2 separate regions of the Mus musculus genome follow, and region 1 is linked to region 2. Evidence: chromatin loops called from intact Hi-C (ENCODE). Cell type or tissue: heart. All regions are shown on one strand. Links, peaks and the distances in the headings refer to the core of each region. The heading gives the core; the rest is flanking DNA. Region 1 has its middle 11 kb from the start of 4930556A17Rik. Region 2 has its middle 23 kb from the start of Gm20755.

What was found. Peaks named below come from ENCODE experiments on the same cell type or tissue, not always from the same donor. Only the 100,000 strongest peaks of a DNase experiment are listed, where the experiment ranks them.
Region 1: it touches region 2 in a loop (1.8-fold over the local background); 1 of 42 quality-filtered maps calls a loop at or near these places.

What each region holds. Positions count from the first base shown.
Region 1 is chr3:37,814,962-37,820,340 of GRCm38, reverse strand. No RefSeq gene overlaps it. Among named protein-coding and RNA genes, the nearest start is that of 4930556A17Rik, 11 kb to the left of the region's middle. In heart, for the core only: no CTCF peak of the experiment used is centred there; no DNase peak of the experiment used is centred there.
Region 2 is chr3:37,873,127-37,878,505 of GRCm38, reverse strand. No RefSeq gene overlaps it. Among named protein-coding and RNA genes, the nearest start is that of Gm20755, 23 kb to the left of the region's middle. In heart, for the core only: a CTCF peak has its summit at 2,589; DNase peaks (open chromatin) are centred at 1,945, 2,695, 3,025 and 3,495; H3K27ac peaks cover 2,288 bases.

The DNA of each region.
Region 1 (5,379 bases), core at 92-5,091, 58 kb after region 2:
CTATTTGTCTCTTTGGAGAGGGTGTGAAGGTTTGCAATTAATTGTTCAGAGGCTGCCTATATGAAGCTTTACTCACTAAATCAAGCACAGCAAGTCCAGGCCTTGGAGCCACTCTCTGCTGCCACTTCTTCCCTAAGTGAGAAAGAGCCAATGTGTTAGTCTAGATCCTATAACCCAGAGTTAGGACACAAAGCTCAGGCTAAGGCAGGAAACCTGCTTATCGTACCATTAGAGGCACACTTTAAAGTGCATTTACCAGCCTGTCTGATGCTTCAGTCTAGTGGCCAGTGATAACACCCCATTAGCACCTCATTAGCCAGAGACTTGCTGGAGAATCCTAGGACAAAATGATTGAGGCTGAAGGTTCTTCTATTCTCCTACCTGCCTTGGGAGGAGTGAATCCCAAAAATAAAATGCATCTGAGATCTAAGTTGGTATTTCCTAACAGAATCAGGAGGGCAGGAACACATTTTAAAATCCAGCTGACACGGCAGCATAGTCTACAAGCACCTAGACAACAGCACATGCCCCCAAAGTATAACTGACCTCTGCAATCTCTTGGTCTTGTCTGCTTTCTGTATGCTAGCATTGCTACTGTCTGTGTAACACCTGATCCAGTAATTCATGCCACTGCTCTGGCCTGCCAAAGGCACTGAGATGCCCATGCCAAGGTTCAAAATATTTCCTCTTGGTCAGTGACATGGCTTGCTTGGTAAAGTCACTTGCCATGCAACTCTGGTGACCAGAGTTAAATCCTTAGAACCTATGTACGCACGGAAGGAGAAAATTGACTCCACAGAATTGTCTCTGACCTCCATGTGTGCATATATACACATATGCCTGCTCTCCTACAAACATCATAAACCCAGGCATGCACAGTTTTTAAACATTTTGGTCTTTCTTTTTTCTTTATTTATATTTTTACACTCCATATTTTATTCCCTGTCCCGTCCACCTTCCAACTGTTCCACATTCCATACCTCCTCCCTACCCCCTGTTTCCATGTGAATGTCCCCATCCCCAACCCCACCTGACCTCTAAACTCCCTGAGGCTTGAGTAGGGAAGTTTTCATCTATAATTTTGTTGAAGATATTTACTGACCCTTTAAGTTGAGAATCTTCACTCTCTTTTATACCTATTATTCTTAGGTTTGGTCTTCTCATTGTGTCCCAGATTTCCAGGATGTTTTGGGTTAGGAGTTTTTTGCACTTTGCATTTTCTTTGACTGTTATGTCAATGTTTTCTATGGTATCATCTGCATATAAGATTCTCTCTTCTATCTCTTGTATTCTGTTGGTGATGTTTGCATCTATGACTTCTGACCTCTTTCCTAGGATTTCTATCTCCAGAGTTGTCTCCTTTTGTGATTTCTTTATTGTTTCTACTTCCATTTTTAGATCCTGGATGGTTCTGTTCAATTCCTTCACCTTTTTGATTGTGTTTTCCTCTAATTCTTTAAGGAATTTTTGTGTTTCCTCTTTAAGGGCTTCTATCTGTTTACTTGTGATCTCCTATATTTCTTTAAGGGAGTTATTAATGTCCTTCTTAAAGTCCCCTATCAGCATCATGAGATGTAATTTTAAATCCAAATCTTGCTTTTCTGGTGTGTTGGAGTATCCAGGACTTGCTGTTGTGGGAGAACTGGGTTCTGATAATGCCATGTAGCCTTGGTTTCTGTTGGTAAGGTTCTTGGGCTTGCTTTTTGCCATTTGGTTATGTCTGGTGTTAGTTGGTCTTGCTGTCTCTGGCTTAAGCTTTCCACCCTCCCCCACCCCACCCCACACACACACAACCCCTGTGGGCCTGTAAGCCAGCGTCAGCACTCCTGGGAGACCAACTCTCCCCTGGCAGGACCCATGCACAGAGGGCTGCAGAACAGCCCCAGCTCCTGGGTGCAGATGAAGGCAGGAAGGACCCTGTCGCTGCTGCTCCACAGCTCCCAGCAGCTATTTCGAAGTCCTATTTTTCCCCGTTTCTGGACCAATTATGAGAAAGAAGAGGAAAAATCCCCACCAAGTTTCTGTTTCCTGGAAGGAACTATGTCCCCATAGGGTGCATAGGGACAGACAGGTGGCAAACAGGCTGGGGTTTCTCATCTTTACACAGATTCACTACTAAAACCTTAAGATACATCTTAAGTATGTGATGTGGACATATTTGAACAAATGTCCAGTTTCCTTCATGTTCTTCAGAATGTATTTCTAGATGAGAAGGAAAGTCCATGAAGCATAACAGGAGGAAAGAAATTTTGTTTCTAGGGACAAAAATAGAGACTGACTCAAACTCATTCAGTGTGCAAGTACCAGGCCAAAATACAGCTCAGGGAAGAGCACTTGCCTAACATGAGCAAGGTTGTAAGGTGGACCTCAAAACCATATAAAGTAGTTATGCTAGCACATATCTGTAATCCCAGCATTCCAAAGGCTGAGAGTCCAGGGAGGAGCTTGAGTTCAAAGTCATCCTCAGGTACAGTCAGTTCAAGGCCATGAAACCTTTATCAGGCCCACAGTACACGACCCCCAAGGAGCGACATGAGGGAAGCCATGGCAAGTCCTGTCCTTAAGGAAGGTGAATGGTTTTAGAGTAACAAAGATTCCATCCAGTTTTTACTGAAGAGTTTCTTGATAATAAAGTCTTTCTACAAATAATCTGTTCTGGCAACACAGTCACGTCTGAGAAGCAGGACAGATGGCCACAGGCTGTGGAAGGTTCTGGTAAAGAATGCTGCTCTTTGTGATTGAGAAATGAGGTCACTTTGAAATAAGTAAATGTCCTGAAACGGGGCTATTCAACAAGGAGGTATGGTTTTTTGGGGGTTTTTGGGTTTTTTTTTTTGAGCTTCCAAGGTGGAGTCGGGGTTCTCTAGATTAATCTTTCTATTTGCTTCCAGAGGATTCATTCAAAAGTTGACACTTTTGTGCAAAGAACATCCTGGGGTTGACTGTGACAGGCAGGTGGCATTGCCAGAGATTTAGCAGCAGGCCATCAACCTGTGGGAAAGAGTCTGTGGCTGGTCCAGCCCCTTGCTAAGCCCGGCAATCTCTCCTTGTCCCCCACTCCCCCAAATTGGGAAGCTTGGAGCTAAGGGAAAAAAAAGAAAGGCTATGTAAAGTGTGAGAAGAAAGTAGAACAACATGGAAAATAAAAGACAAAAGCAGATGGGATATGCCAGCCAGCCATCTGCACAGCTGAAGGCTTTCTCGGCATTAAAAAAAGAAAGAAAGAAAAAAAAAAAAAAAGGGGCCCCACTGTTCCTGAATCAATTGCTTCCTATTCACAGGCTCACTGTACAGGGCTAAATTCAAAATGGCTCTTGGGAAATGCTTGCCAATCCTGTGGTCTCCGTGTAGGCCTTATTTTTCCTTTTCTTTTTAAGGCCGGAGGATGTAAGTATGTATCCACGCTGTAAACCTGCCAGCACTCACTGGAATGAGTCAAAGAGACCTGGCATTAAATCACAGAGATTTGAGCTGCTAATAAATGCAGCAGGCCCCATCCATTGTTGATTAATTCTGACTGGAATCTAAACAGCAAACAACAATCCCTCCTCTGAACGGCTCTGGTACCCATTAGCTTGATGTGTTTATTAGACAAGGCTGTGTTCCTTGGAGCTTATTAACAACGGATTAAAAAACTGCAAACAAATCTAGGTTTCTTATTATGATTTAAGTGTGGGTACCACGTACTAACGTTCTTAGGGTTTGACAGTAAAGACAAACAAAGCTAAAACTTACCATTACGACAAACTAAGGTCTTGGTACAATGGTTGAAAGGTTATTGTCAATGCCGACTCTCAGCCCTCAAACAAATAATCAAGATCACAGTTTAATTTTATAGGTTTAGAATTGCTACTTTTTTAGATTCATTTTATGTCTATGAGGTTGTCTGTCTACATGTATTGGGGGGGGCTGTCTGTATGTCCACCAAATGCATGATTAGTGTCCTTGGAGGTCAGAAGGTATCAGATCACCCTGAAACTGGAGTTACAAATGTTTGCAAGCCACCATGTAGGTGCTGGGAACTAAAGCTGAGTCCTCTGTAGGAACAGCCAGTGCTCTTAACCATTAAGCCACTGGAATTGCCACTTAAGAAAAGCAAAACCCAACAAACAAAAACTACCCTCCATTCTTGAGCAGGAACGTAAGCACCACAGTAGGCTTGGAGGTAAACTCTTTGCAAATAACACAATCTATTGCCCATGTTTAAAGATTATCTGGGGCTAGCGAACTGTTTGCACTTCGTTAGAGTCACCACAAATCAGAATCCCACAGACAGTCTCCAGTGGAATGGCCATGTGCCAGTGGGACCTCTGTATGCTGCGTCGTAGTGATTATTTTGTATAGGCTTAGCTTCAACTAAGGGTTTAGTTTACAGTACAGTGTGTGGTGATAGCCTGAGTTGCCCCCATAGTGAGAAATCGGGGACCAAACACAAGTACCAGCATTCAAACCTTTCCTTTGGATCCACACTGACCACTCAATCCTGGTGGACTCCTGAAGCCTGGTAGAGGCTATGTGCATCCCAATGGGTCTCTGAGGGCTGTATGTTTCAAACGACACAGAGAAACAAAGATGCAAAAGCGTATGTGTAACCCCAGGAAAACTCTCAGAAAAGTTACTGGCCTTAACTCAAGCGACCTAAAGACTATAACTTAATTATTCTGACTTATAGGTCATTATAACCAGTAACTATGTATTATAGCTATGTAAATTTCATATCCCTGAGATTTTTTAAACACTGTTTAAATAATATGTGAAGAGAGAAATTGTTCATATTTTGGCCAACTAGGAAAATTCTCATCAAACCTGGAAGTTTAGAAGACCATGGCTCTACTGAGGTGATATCTTAATGGGTGCCTTCCCAGGTCCAGCCCCCACCACCACCACCACCACCCCTGCAGCCCAGAGCTATGACTTCAGCATGGAAGTACTCCCCAGAGCTCCTCCCAGACCAGAGCTGTTTCTTCAGCATGGACGGGCTCCCCAGAGCTCCACATGACATCACAAACCAGCACAGTGGCTCTGAAATTAACTCATTCCCTCCCCCTAATCCTAAGCCATGTTCCTTTCTGCAGCATGTAAACTACTCAGCTTTTGTTCCTACCTTTGTCCCTCCATACCCCCCAGGAAAGCATTAAAACATTGATAGTGAGGATAAGAAAACAAGAAAAGTGTGTTATAAACTTGATTAAACCTCCACACAAAGACTTCTGCAATTACGATGATATTCATGGTCATAACTATGACTCATAAGCCAAGAGGAGTGTTTGTTTTTTACGATGTCTGCTACTTTTTGTCACTGTAATGGAGCAGAGAGGGACAAGTAGAGAAAAGGAAAGATTTGGTTTGGCCGTTGGTTTCAGGGCTTTGGCCATGGTA
Region 2 (5,379 bases), core at 307-5,306:
AGCTATGACTCTTTCTGATGCAAGGAAACCAGCCAGCACGATGTCACGGGGTCACACTGCAAAAATGAAACGTAGAGGCACTTTTCCTTCTGGAGTTGTCTTCAAAGCGTGATAGTGCAGTAGATAGAGTTAGATAGACGCCAATCTCTCAGAATGTAACGGTTTCGCTTTCCATCCTTTGGTAAGTGAACATAGCTGGCACTCACTCTCCATACTAAAAGCAACTGCACATCAGAGGTGAGGGTAGCAACTCAAGCACAGAACCGAAGGTCTCAGTGTCCCTAGGCTGTCCACATGCTTGCTCTCTAATTAACAACTTCCAGGCTGTTACAAAACTGTGCTCATCCCTCTTCTCAAGTCAAACGGACATGGCTGGGAGGTCTCTGGGATGAACATCTGAGATGTGAGCAGGGACTCCTTCCGAGGACCCTGTGAACTTGAAAGTCACCACCCTCTTGCCCTTGGAGGATACAAATGAGAAGACCCTTGTCACAAGCATGCATCATCTCTGTCTCTACAGTGCCTGTGCTCTCCACAGACAGTATCTTTTAGGAACTGAAGGCCCTGATGGGTAAGGGCATAGCCCCTGCTACTAGCTGAAGAGGCTCTGTTGTTTCCGTTTGTTGTCTGTCTTGCTAGATGTTAAAGTCCCACATCCCCAAATACAAACCACGGATATTGGAACAGGGAAAGAGAAGCGGGCACAGAGATCTGATGGACAGCAAGCTCTGCAGACATGCACAGCCTCTGACCTAGAAACTCTACTCGTGAAAATGGGGGTTATGACAAGAGCCAGTGTACAATTCAGTGAAACTTCACAATGTAGTAACTTATTGGAGAGGAAAATTGTCCTCAAGCACCCAACACAACTAAAGATGAGCAAATATTGTAATATATAAGATGGACCGATTTACTGTGCCACCAAAAGCAGTATGGCAGATATATTGTTTACCTTGAAAATGTTCATCTCACATTGATAGGTGTGGTGTCTGAAACTGGCCCTTGGGAGGCTGAGGCAGGAGGAATTATATGAGTTTGAGGATGGTTTAAGCTACACAGTGAGTTTCAGACCAGCTTGAGAGGCAGAACAAGACCCTGTCCTAAATAAGAGCAGCAACAATAGAAGGGGGGATAAGACAGGAGGAGGAGGAAGAAGGGAGAGAGGGAGCAAGCGTGCGAGAGGGAGGGCAGACATGTAAATCTACATGTATATGAAAATATAGCGGTTTCCTGTGATTCTGCAGGCCTGAAGATCCCTGAGCACTGACTGCTCTTACTGAGGACCTGGGTTCATTTGCTAGAACCCTCAGATGTACACATGGTGAACACACAGACATGGAAGTAAAAAATCATACACACAAAAGTTTTATGTGTGATCCAGCATGCAGTTACAAACATATATACATAAAAGTATATACTGATTCCCTCTAACAAGTCAGACTGTAAAATTGCTTTCTTATGCAATTAGCCTCATCTTACTTACATCATTAAACTCTTTCTTTTATTTATTTATTTATTTATTATATATCTAAGCACAATGTAGCTGTCTTCAAACACACCAGAAGAGGGTGTCAGATCTTGTTACAGATGGTTGTGAGCCACCATGTGGTGCTGGGAATTGAATTCAGGACCTTGGAAGAGGAGTCGGTGCCCTTAATCGCTGAGCCATCTCTCCAGCCCCCATTAAACTCTTTCAAATTTTAAATTTTGAGCTAATAAAAGACAAAGTGGAAGGAGTTTTCTTCTTGTTCTTTCTACTGTAGTTTAAAACACAGAGAATTAAAACAGTTGCTATTCAAATCAAAGCAGTAAGTAACAACACTGAATCCACGTAAACGAAGCTGCGTCTGATGTACCGGAAGTAGAGAACATGTACCACGCCACAGAGAGCATCACAGGGCCCCCGAGAATTAGAATCACATATCTGACTTTCTGGCCACACTCCTGGGAGATCTTGTGCAATCACAGCAATCGTTCCCATATCCATCAGTTCAGGTCAGAAGAGAAACTGGGTTCACTTTCAACTCTAATGTCCTATCAGCACATTCTTACTGTGGGGTTCACCTTCGACACCCTCAACCACAGAAGAGCCCACACCAGGATGTCTGCTGCTCTTCCTCCAAGGGCCCAGTCTGCACAGACTATTGGAGGGGCCTCTGTGCCTCCTCCTGCCGCCTTGAGAGCGTGTTTACACACTGATCGTCAACAGACACAGTGTCTCCAAAACAAGAAGGACAATGACACAGGCGTCACTTGTCTCTGTATATTCACATAAATAACCAGTGTGTGTCTGACAAGAAGAAAACATGAAGCTGATTCCACTGGCATGCAGAGCTGTTCCTGAAGACCAGCCCCCTTGTCTCCCACAACAGCCACTGATGATCTAATTATGTCTTCCCCTGTGTGTTGGGATGTCTTTAAAGTACTTCCCGACAAGTAAGCAACTAACAAGAAAGCCATGTTCCTTCCCATTTAGGTCAGATTTCCCAGTCTCACCAATGGCCCCTGTAGCCAGGGAGAGGGCTTTTCTCACATATGTTCCATGCTGCCTGTTTTCCTGCCCTAGACAGGCAGATGGAGCAAGGCACGACAGTCCCTTATGGGGCTGACAGATGGGCAGAGAGGGTCGCTCCACTCATGTGTTCTCACACACTGTGGACATCCTGTTTATCTGGCTAGCCTGCTCAGGACTGGCCTTGGTATATCAGCACATTACTGACAGCTGGGAAGATCTCCAGAGGAGCATGCCTTTCCTGTGACAAGCATCCCAAACAGCAACAGGAGCATGTGTCTCTCCACCACGGCCACAGAAAGTAGAGCACACTGGATTTGTGGGCTCTGAGGACAATCACCCACAGGTCCTGCCACACTCTGGGCTGTGCCATCCAGCACACTCTTGCACCTGTATGTCTGGGCACTTTGGGAAGGTCAGGGTGGCAGGCTCCCACCTCCACAGCCTCAGAGGTTACAGCCCTTCCTTCTAGGCCCTGTGTCAGAGCAAAGGAATGTCTCTCAGCCTGATCGAGGCCCTGTGGGATCTGTTGAAAATGCAGGACAGCTGTGGGCCTTGGCGAGGCCGTCTGTGAATGTATGAGACTTGGACACAATTCAAAGCCAGAAATAACTGCAGGACTCAAGCCTGACTCTTGTTTCTCTCTCTCTCTCTCTCTTTCTCTCTCTCTCCCTCTCTCTCTCTCTCTCTCTCTCTCTCTCTCTCTCTCTCTCTTCCTCCTTCCCTCCTTTACTCCCTCTTTCTCTCCCCACCCTCATCAGTGTGTGTGTGTGTGTGTGTGTGTGTGTGCGTGCATGCGTGCGCATGTGTGAATATAAGAGAGAGAGAGAGATCACTCATTCCTTACACTCTGGAGCTGGATCGCAGTCTCATCTCCAACGGTTTCCTGTGCTCTTCATGGCAAAGAATTGTGGGTAACACATTCTCCTTCCATGTGAAAAGCAGCAGCAGGGTTGGGGTGAGCAATAAACCACTTTCCATGATGCTGAAGAACAGGAAATTGAGGAAGAGCCTTTTCCAGGATCCAGCTGGAAGCTGGGAAGCCGCCTAAGGCACACTCTTGTTTGGAAGTCCTCTTCAGGAGCATAGCCAGGTGCTCAGAGGGCTTGGGGAAGCTCTTGTCTTCTCCAGTCAGCTTCCTGTTAAACGGTCCAACTATGACTCTAAGGGTTTGAGCCCTCGACTCTGAGGTCCTTCACCATTTACCTTACAGCAAGAATAATCAGGGAAGGAGCCGACAGTTGGGACATCACTCCAAGACTGCTCCTACAAAGCCAGGTGACTGACACACTACAGAGCTGACTCCAGCCTCAGAAACTGGACTCTAGACATTTTGGCTTCAATAGTACCTGGAGATTCAAATATGCCGTGACAAGACTTGTAAGTGAGGAAATAGCATAGGACACTTGTCACTGTTGCCTGTGTTGAAATTGCTGCCTTTGGGCACAATCAAGTTTTGCTAGCTAACCCCAAGTACAGAGTTGGCTTTGTGTCAGTGTTGACAAGATACTGTGTGTATGAGTGTGTGTGTGTGTGTGTGTGTGTGTGTGTGTGTGTGTGTGTGTAAGAGAGAGAGAGAGAGAGAGAGAGAGAGAGAACCAGGCCCTCATACATCTTAGACAAATTCTCTACCACCCACCTACACACTTGCCCCAATATACTGGCTAAATATTCTGTACTTTAGCCATGATAACTTTCCTAGATGGGGCCTTAAAACTAAAGAATTGTTGGTGCAATTAATATCGTGTTGCTGATATATTAAAATGAATTAAACACACACACACACATATATGACAGGAGAAACCATTCGAAAGGAGAAAGAATTTCCTACAGAGAATTGTACAGATGACATGGGGCCCCTCATGAGCTAAAGGAGATGCCTGGGAGTATAGAAGCACAGAAAGAATTGCTGTGTCTCCACAACCCACAGAACTGGAAGCAGCGTCCCTGACGAGGCTCTCTGGGAGGCCACAGGTGCTCTGCTCATGAGCATTTCCCTCACATGATGACCAGTATTATACTGTGATCCTAGAGGAACATGAGTGGGAGAACGCATTAACTCACTGCATCCCACCAAGTCAAACATGCTTGACAGCGGACTTCTGTCCCACTGTGGGATATTAGGCATCCACCCACAGACATCAGTAGGGACAAAGTGGTTCTCATCCAATACAAATCCTTCTCCCCTTCCCCAGCACCACAGACAGCAGACACTTGCTTTCCTACCTCTTTGCAGCTCAAGTGACCTGCCTTCCTGTGATTCAGGGAGGTCACAGATGCAAAGGAAGAAATGCAACCTGCTTACTGTCATCCTAAGAAGCGGACCTCATCCTCTCAATGACCTTGACTGCCATCTCTAGCCCAGATTCTGTGCTTTAGATCATTTTTCTTAAAGTGCATTCCAAAACTGTATCAGATTTGGGATCCATAAACCTATAACATTATTGGCCTCCAGGTAAGAGAATTCTTCACACAAAATTCACACAAACAGAAATCCTCCTTGACTCTCCTCTCCTCGGCCACCACTCTGTCGTGGGATTGCTCAAGGAATCCTAGATAATTTTCCCCTTGGCATCATTTAGCAATGAGTCAACCTTGGGACCACCTTTTCCCAGACTCATTGCTTCATAAGAAAAGGTCACAGTACAGACTCCCTTTTCTCTGTCACCCGGCAAAGTTTGCCTGCAAAATACTGCGCCTTAAAAGCTTTAAGCAGGATGTAAAAGGTAGAGATGAACCCATGAATGATTGGCACTGAGAAAAAGCCAAAAGTGGCAGGAGGAATTACTAAGACTAATGACAGGAAGACTGTCCCCTCCTGACAACTCAATAAGACTAAGGGGTGAAGGGTCACATGTCTGGCTAAA